Regions from separate parts of the Homo sapiens genome. Here region 2 is linked to region 1. A link is an interaction called in ENCODE POLR2A ChIA-PET data of the cell type or tissue named here. Cell type or tissue: K562. All regions are shown on one strand. Each heading gives the region's core, and the rest is flanking DNA. Links, peaks and the distances in the headings are about the cores only. Region 1 overlaps MAD1L1 (mitotic arrest deficient 1 like 1). Region 2 overlaps CHST12 (carbohydrate sulfotransferase 12).

Evidence for each region. Peaks named below come from ENCODE experiments on the same cell type or tissue, not always from the same donor. Only the 100,000 strongest peaks of a DNase experiment are listed, where the experiment ranks them.
Region 2: POLR2A ChIA-PET joins it to region 1 with 7 read pairs; 1 of 35 experiments calls an interaction of 5 or more read pairs at or near these places.

The regions. Positions count from the first base shown.
Region 1 is chr7:1,851,388-1,855,767 of GRCh38, reverse strand. The region is part of intron 18 of MAD1L1 (mitotic arrest deficient 1 like 1); the gene reads left to right. Among named protein-coding and RNA genes, the nearest start is that of MIR4655, 9.3 kb to the right of the region's middle. In K562, for the core only: no CTCF peak of the experiment used is centred there; DNase peaks (open chromatin) are centred at 507 and 2,047; H3K4me3 peaks cover 3,122 bases.
Region 2 is chr7:2,429,471-2,433,850 of GRCh38, reverse strand. It overlaps CHST12 (carbohydrate sulfotransferase 12), which reads right to left. Exons shown (of 2, transcript NM_018641.5): 2 at 1-1,288. The coding sequence starts at 1,211. Among named protein-coding and RNA genes, the nearest start is that of CHST12, 28 kb to the right of the region's middle. RefSeq lists enhancers at 1-823, 824-1,716. In K562, for the core only: a CTCF peak has its summit at 2,171 (motif pointing right); a DNase peak (open chromatin) is centred at 2,180.

The DNA of each region.
Region 1 (4,380 bases), core at 102-4,101:
TGTGAAAAGCAGATGTTGCCGAGAACAGGCCATGAAAGGTGATGCTGGTGAGGGCTCAGGAGGAAGGGAGGAGCACTGTGGAGGGAGCCCCCATCTTCCTGCACAAGGAATGCTCCCAGAATCTTAGGAGGGGGCACGGACAAGGCCGCTCTGAGGAGGCCGTGGGTGTGTGTGGTGGTGAGGGGAGACCCGCCTCGGGTGGAGCTGGGCTGGGCTGGGCTGGGCCCGGGCCGTGTTTTCTGGAAAGTGAGTGTGTGAGGGATGAGACTGGAGATTTGGCCACAGCTCTTTCCAGGCCAGGCGTTGAGGTGCAGCCTTTCCTCCCGCTGTTATAGTCAGATGCGGGCACAGAGGGGCGGCCTAGGATGGCATCAAGCAGAAGGAAGCGGAACTTAAGCACCTGGGGAATGCTCAGCTTGTCGCTGTCATCGCTGCTGGAGAAAACGAGAGCAACCCTAGGGAGAGAACCCTAGGGTGTGGCCCGCAACCGTTTGATAGGGAGGCTCGTGTGGGTGTGACCTCAGGCCCCGTCTGCCACTGCGGCAGAGACACCGCCAGCTGGAACCAAAGAGGAGGGAGACGGGAAGGATGAGGGAGGCTGTCGACTTGGACTTGACATGACAGGACCACAGAGCTGTCGGCCGGCAAACACGCGCGGCTCTTCACCGCAGAGGAAGGGTGACCCTGAAGGTGGTTCGGAAAACTCCCAGCCGCCGATGCCTTCTTCAGAGGGGACCGCAGCCCACGTGCCTCCCACAGGCCAGGAGCTCTGCCAGCGGTGGGCGCGGGGCCTCCCCAGTGGACGAGAGGTGGAGCATGGAGCCACAGCGGCAGCTCTCAGGCCTCTGGGCCTCACGGGACTTGCCCCTCGGGGTTTGGCCTGCCTGGGGCCTGGCACCCTCCCTCTTGCCTTTCCCCCTTTTGAAATGGGAGCGTCCGTCCCCTCCTGTCCTGCCTTTGTCTCCCCCGTATGTGACGCCAGTGAGGTTGAGAGGAGACTTTGGAGTTGATGGTTGGTGAGACTGTTGGGGCTGCTGGGGTGGAGAAGGATGTGGGTTCTGTGGGGACAGGGGCAGGATGCTGGGGACCGAGGTTTGTGTCCCGCAGTTCCCACGTGGAAACCGAATCCCCACTGTGAGGGGCATGAGGAGGCGGGGTCTTCGGGAGGTGCTGAGGTGGTAGGGTGGGGCCCTCGTGAATGGGATTAACATCCTTATAGAGGGGACCCCAGAGTCCCCCCGCCCCTTCCCCCGTGTGACAGACAGTGAGAAAGCTCCATCACCAAACACCAAGTCTGCCTGTGCCTTACCCTGCCCTTGTGGCCTCCAGGCCTGTGAGAAGTGAACTCTGTTTACGAGCCACCTAGTCTGCAGCGGCCGAGTGGACCAATACAGGCTTCCACAGGGTAGGTTCCCCCACAGCGGGGGTTGGGGACGAGCTGCCGGGGCCCAGGACGTCCGCTCGCTGCTGGGGCTGGGGCAGTCTCAGCCACTCCCAGCCCCAGCGGGCTCAGTACCCAACACCGAGGCACCGGGGCCATGGTGGGTGCGGCCTGTCCTGGGTGCTCAGTGTTGGGGCTCAGAGAATGTAAAGAGCCTGGGGCGGGGGTGGAGGTGCCCCAGGGGCAGAGGCTGGGCAGCCCCGTGAGTGATGTGGCCTCCGCCACGCCTGGATGGGGTGGATAAATGTACCCGACGCCCGTGATCGAGCTGGTAATTACCCTTCACAATGAGTGATATTAATCGTGAAGCTCCCAGTGCACGGCATGAGAATGGCGCCGGGAGCTGGCGGCAGCAGGAGAAGCCATTTATTAGCCTGATAAATGACCAAAAGATGGCCTTTCTGGCTGGCTCCTGACAGGACTTTCTGATAACAGGGCCGAGAGTCCACCTGTCAGACGGCCAGGTGGGGCCTGCCCGGTCCTCCCCTGCTCGGCCACCCAGGCTGCTCGGAGTGAAATCGTAGGTTGGGAGGGGGTGCAGAGGCAGGGCCCCTTGCAGGCGAGTCCCAGCTGCCTCCTGTCATTGGGCGGGGATGGAAGGGTGGGACAGGAAGGAGGCAGTGTCCTTCTGAGCTCAGCCTGGGAGAGGCAGGGGGCCCCCGTGCAGAGGGAGGCGTGTGGGTGTGCAGGGCGGCGGGGACAGTGTTTCTGAGCTGGTGATCAGTCTGCTGTGGTCAGGCAGGCAGGGTGGGGGCTGGAGCGGGGTCAGGCATGGCAGTGGCAAGGAAGCATGGCATAAGGTCCTCTGTGCCCAGGAGGACACTGGTGCTAAGCGTCTGCTGTCACCTGCTTCTGTCTGTCACTGCCGTCTGATGCCTGACCGGGCTGAGCGTGTGTTTGTTGAATGAAGGCAGGGCTGCCGTGTGCGTCCTCCCTGCCAGGCCCCTCCACCTCCGCTCTTTCCAGAGGGACCGGGCTACCTGCTGTTGCTGTGCCACCCACAGGGGAGGCAGGTGTCAGCTCCACACGCGTGGGGCCTTCTCGCCAGGCCTGTCCCGACACAGAGGGCAGTCCCGTGAGGTGGCAAGTTCCCACAGTCAGCAGTGCCGCTGCTGTTAGAAGGTGGTGGTGGACTGAGATGACATCCGCAGTCCCTTCCGCATCAGGGCCCCCACCTCCTGTACATCCTTGGGGTCTCAGCCCAGATGCACTTCCTCGGGGCTCTCCCTGGCTCTCCCGGGCTCCAGTCTCCTGGTGCATGTCGTTATCAGCTCCCACTCCACACTGGGACAGGACCCTGAGCCTTGAGTCCTGCGGGTGCCTCGGCCGCCCTGCGCTGTGAGCTGGCATGTGCTCAGTGCTTGGTGCGTGCTAGAGGAGCACGTGAAGGCCCGGATAAATGATGCAGACATGGGCTCCAGGGACAGCGGCCCGTCCTCGGAGGCGCCCCTTCCAGGCTCAGCACGTGCGGCTCTCAGAGTCTCATTTGTTGGCTCTCCTGGCCTTAGAGGGCAGCCCGAGGGTCCCAGCAGGGCGTCTTGGCTGGGTGGGCTCAGGAGGCAGGGGAACAGCAAGTCCGGAGTCATTACAAGGCCTGTGCCGACACCGGGTGATTTAGCGGTATGATTACTTCCTAATGCAGTATCTCGCAAAGCTTTTTATTAGATTTCTCCCCTTTTCCTTCCAAAGTCTCTTTGGAAATAAACACCTGGGGCTGTTATACTTCATACCACTCAGTTTAATTAACTTTTAAATCACATAACGTCACCCGGACCTCTCAGATGGCGGCGGTCGGGCCAGGGTGGAAGCCTGGCTGCCCCAGCCTCTCCGCCCAGGGAGCGGGGCATTGCCCCATCTCAGCCTCAGGGATCCTGAGCCTGGACTCCCCCCAGTGCAAGGTCCATTGAGGGGGACCCTTGGAGGGGCAGTGGTAGCTCCTGGGGCTCTGAGTCTAAGGGTGGCAGAGACACCAGCCCCAAGCCAGGTCCTCCCAGTCCGGGAAACCCAGTGAGCTCCACAGCCTAGTGCTACGCTGCAGGTGTGGGGGCCTGAACCCAGCTGCCGTCATCCCTGAGAAACTGCCCAAACGGTGCCTCTCGCCAGGTCAGCAGGATCCTCGCCCAGTGCTGGGTCACGTCCATCCCAACCTGTGTCCCCACAGGAAGCACTTTCTTCCCTGGGGCTTCTCCCCGACCCGCTCTGCCCCAAGTCTGGGTCCTGCCCTGGGTCTCGGGCCTCAGGAGGGCCCCTCCCCAGGCCAACAGATTCCAGAACAATCTTGTGACATCTGCCCCCAACGTGGGCACCAGTGAAGGTTCCCAGCCCCTCTCGTTGCCGCTGACACTGTCCGCCCACCCGTGCCGGGCCCTGCCTCCCCGAGCTCTTCCCACCATTGGTCCCACCCATTGTTTCTGCCACTCCAGCTCCCGGGCAGCAGCCAGGCGAACCAGCTGTTGGCAGGCAGGCGACTCTAGCTCCCTGGGCAGCACCTAGGAGGCCTGGCCTTTGGCAGGCAGGCGTCACAGATCAGTTAGGCCCTTCTGCGCCTGCCTGGGATGCTGAACAGGTTTCGCGACACTGTAAGTGCCTGTTCCTGAGAAAGCAGAGGTCGCCGGCACTGAAGGCTGTGTCCCCAGCACCTTCCCCTGTGTGGACCTCCTGCCGTCTTCCTCGCCACGCCTTCACTAACTGTTCCATTCTAGTTTTCTTCTTCTTGGGACCGTTTTGGTTGGTGATTGGTGACTTTCCAGGAATCGTGCATTCCTCGAGTTTTCAGACTAGCCGTGCTGTCCCGGGGCCCCGAGCAGATTCCTCTGGCCCTGGTCACTGGGGTGACGCACAGTTCATCAGGGGCTTCCTGGGCACTGCTGGGGACGCCTCTCATCCACGAGGATGGCACGTTCGAGGTCTGAGCTGTCCCAGCACGGCCTCCCTGTCGG
Region 2 (4,380 bases), core at 172-4,171, 580 kb before region 1:
CCGAAGAGAACAAAGTCGGCCTCGTAGAGTTTATACAGCTGCTGCCTCCAGGCCAGGGGGATCTTGGCGAACCAGTCCTCCTCCCAGCTGCTGGCGGTCCTGTTCCGGTAGCTCGGGGGGAAGCGGAGCTGCCGGTCCACCTGGAGTAGCTGCAGCAGCTGCGCGGCGTCCTCGTCCAGAGTCTCCAGCTTCCCCACGAAGTCGTAGTCGATCTGGCACGGGTGGCAGAGGCGGTACACCTGCCGCCAGTGCTCGTTGAAGGGCGCCAGCTTCTCCGTGTGCGGGTCCAGCAGGTACTGGATGAAGTTGGCGAAGGACACCTTGAGGCCAGCGCGGAAGGCCTCGCGCGCCGAGGCGGGCAGGCTGGTGTGGTTGGCGTACAGCCGCAGCATGGGCACGGCGAACTTGCGGTAGAACTCCTCGTTCTCCAGCTCGAACTTGCTGCGGAAGGCGGAGATCAGGCGCACGAAGGGGTCGCGCACGAAGAGGAACTTGGTGTACTTCTTGAGCTTGACCTTCATGAGGTGGCGGGAGAGCTTCCCGTAGCGGCGCCAGAACTTGTTGAAGGTCAGGTGCGCGCTGGCGTTGTGCACGTGCTCGCGCGGGATGCGCAGCGGGTCGCGGTAGGGCGCACCGCGGTGCAGCAGGCTTCCGCTCAGCACGATCATCACGCGCTTCCAGTTGGTGCAGGCCACCTTGGGCACGTAGCAGTAGATGGCCCCGTGCCGGTCGTCCACGATCAGGTGGCTCAGCTCCGAGTTGGGGATGTCGTCGAATGCGCGCTCCTTGGTGGGGAAGGCCAGGCTGGAGTTGGCGCAGAAGCCCCGCAGCACGCTCCTCCGCTCCGCCTGCTGCCGGCCCTGGTCTGGGCTGCGCCGGGCGTCGCGCGGGGACCAGTCGTAGCCTCTCACGCTCTCCTCCATGCTCCCCGGCGCAGGCGGCTGCTCCGTCTCCTTTCTGGGAAGGTCGCTCTGCTTCACGCCAGCACTGAGAAACTTGTCCAGAAACTCGTCGACATCGGAGTCGGCCGTGAGCTCCCTGTCCCTGTCCGGCCCGGGCGTGGGCAGCGGCGGCCCCGTGTGCGGCCTAGAGAAGGACGTGTGCAAGTAGAAGTGCGCGGCGCCTGCGCTGTCCCAGTACACGATGATCAGCAGGATCATGAACACCGACCCCAGCACCAGCCACAGCCGGAACAGCCGGGCCTTGGTCATCCTGCCCCGGGCGGGCTGGGCCCTCTCCGGGCCTCTCACTTCAGCTTCCTGCAGAGCCGGGGCATCCTGCTGGGAACCTGCAGATGCAATGACACACTAGTTAATGACTGAGGTGCACTGGGGCTCTGACTCCTGCCTTCTGATCAGTGGGGGACTGGGGTCCGGAGGAGCAGGAGCGCTGGGCCACGTGATATCAGCTCGCCCTCCAGAGGGGCTGGAGGCTGAGGTCAGCAGTGCAGGGAGTCTACACATCCATGTGCCCGAGCACCAGTAATGACCCTGGACGCCAAGGCTCGCGTGCTTCCCTGGCTGGCAGTACTCCACATGTGCTGACACTCGCCACTGGCGGGAAAGTAATATTGCCCACAACTCCCAAGAAGAGGACGCCTCCCAGGGAGTGGAGACCAGCTCCAGGTGTGAGCCCTCCTGGACTCTGCCCTCTGCAACTCTTCCCAAGGCTGATTTTTTTTTTTTTTTTTTTTTTTTTTTTTTTTTTTTGATATGGAGTCTCGCTCTGTCGCCCAGGCTGGAGTGCAGTGGCCCGATCTTGGCTCACTGCAAGCTGCACCTCCCAGGTTCACGCCATTCTCCTGCCAAGGCTGATTTTAATCTTCGAATCTATATCCTTTTCCTATAATAAACCATAGCCACAAGAATAACTGTGATCAGTGAGCTCTGTAATCTTTCTAGCAAATCATCAAACCCCACAGTGGTCTCAGGGACGCCTGCATTTGCTATTGGTGTCATAAGTAAGAGGGGTCTTGGGAACCATTCCTTAACTTCACAGTGACCCAACAACAGGAAAATTGTTTTGGCAACACCCACTCTACTTAAGTCGAATGCCAATGGAAAAACTGCACCCTACAGCTTCATCAGGGCCACCCTGAGAGCTGACCTTCCACACCACCCTGGCTTCCCAAAAGTAAGTGGCACATTGCTATTCCCCTGCCAGGCACCAGGGGGTGTTGGTGGGGCTGAGCTGGGAGCTGATACCCCTTCCTCTGCCCATGGAAGTAGAGGTGCTTCCTCTGTCTGTCCCACCAGGGTACTGTCAGTGTGGTCCAGCAGGGAGCTAAGCCTTGACCCCACCTGGCATCCACAAGGTGGAAGGAGATGGTGTGAGGCAGGAGAGTCCACACTCTGACTCCCTCTCCCCCAGCCAGGTCAGGGCCCAGTAGGAGCTGAACTCCAACTCTACTCCACCCCTATCTGGCACCCATGACATGGCGTGAGGTGGTTAGAGGTGGGGCAAGTTGGCCCTCTACTTTCTCACCTCCTCTCTCCCGGGAATGGAAAACATTAATCATGCAAATATTAATGAAAAGAAAGCAGGAGTGGCTATCTTAATATCAGATGAAGCAAATTTCAGAAGGAAGGAAACTACTAGAGACAAAAGGACATTACATAATGACAAACAGTTCAATCCCCAGGAAGACATAACAATCCTAAACATGTATGCACCAAACAACAGAGCCTCAAAATACAAAAAGCAAAAATCGATAGAGCTAAAGGATAAACAGACAAATCCACAATTATGGCTGGAGACTTCAACACTTCACTCTTGATAACTGACAAAACTATGAGGCAGAAAATCAGCAAGGATACAGAAGAACTCAACACCAGCAACCAACAGGACATAACCGACATATGCAGAACACTCACCTAACAAGAGAACACAGTTTTTTCTAAGTGTCCACAAAACATTCACCATGGTAGACCAAACCTCAGCTAATTTAAAAGAATTGAAATCTTGACAGGGCACGGTGGCTCACATCTGTAATCCCATCACTTCAGGTGGCCAAGGCGGGTGGATCATTTGAGATCAGGAGTTGGAGACCAGCCTGGCCAACATGGTGAAACCCTGTCTCTACTGAAATTACAAAATTTAGGCTGGGTGTGGTGGCTCATGCCTGTAATCCCAGCACTTTGGGAGGCCGAGGCAGGTGGATCACTTGAGATCAGGAGTTGGAGACCCGCCTGGCCAACATGGTGAAACTGTCTCTACTGAAAATACAAAATTTAGGCTGGGCATGGTGGCTTATGCCTGTAATCCCAGCACTTTGGGAGGCCAAGGCAGGTGGATCACCTGAGGTCAGGAGTTCAAGACCCGCCTGGCCAACATGGTGAAACCCCGTCTCTACTAAAAAAATGCAAAAATTAGCTGGGCATGGTGGCAGGCGCCTGTAATCCCAGCTACTCAGGAGACTGAGGCAGGAGAATCGCTTGAACCCAGGAGGCAGAGGTTGCAAGGAGCCAAGATTGTGCCACTGCACTCCAACCTGGGTGACTGAGCAAGACTCCATCTCAAAAAAATAAATAAAAATGAATAAATAAATAAAAATAAAAGAATTGAAATATTTTATATAAAGGAATAAAACTAGAAATCAATAACAGAAAAGACAACAGGAAAATCCACAAACACAAATTCCTGGAAAATAAATGACACATTTCTAAATAATAGCAAAGGAAAAAGTTAAAGTACACAGAATAGAATGAGAATGAAAATACAACATATGTTACAGTCACTGTGGTGCCAAGAGCATTAGAAAGCAGAAAAGGCCGGGCACGGTGGCTCTCTCCTATAATCCTAGCACTTTGGGAAGCCGAGGCGAGAGGGTCTCTTGAGCCCTAGAGTCCAAGACCAGCCTAGACAACATGGCAAAACCCCATCCCTATAAAAAATGCAAAAATCTGCCGTGCATGGTGGCATGCACCTGTAGTCCTAGCTACTCTGGAGGCTGAGGCAGGAGGATCGCTTGAGCCCAGGAGGTCAAGGCTGCAGTAAGCCGAGATCGTGCCACTGCCCTCCAGCCTTGGTCTTAGCAAGACCAAGACCCTGTCTCAAAAGAAAAACAAAAACAAAAAACCAACCAAACAAATGAAAAAAACCTACAAATTATCTTTATCAGGAACAAGACAAGGAATGAAATTATAGATCCTGCAGCCATTGAAAGGATAAGGAACTATTACAAACAATTTTACGCCCACAAATTTAGCAACCTAGATGAAACAGACCAATTCCTTGACAACCACAAACTACCAAAATGAATAATCCTATACTAATTAAAGAAACTAAATTTGTAACGTAAAAGCTCCTTAAAAAGAAATCTCTGGGCCCAGATGGTTTCACTGAAGAATTCTATCAAACATTCAAAGAATAACAACATCA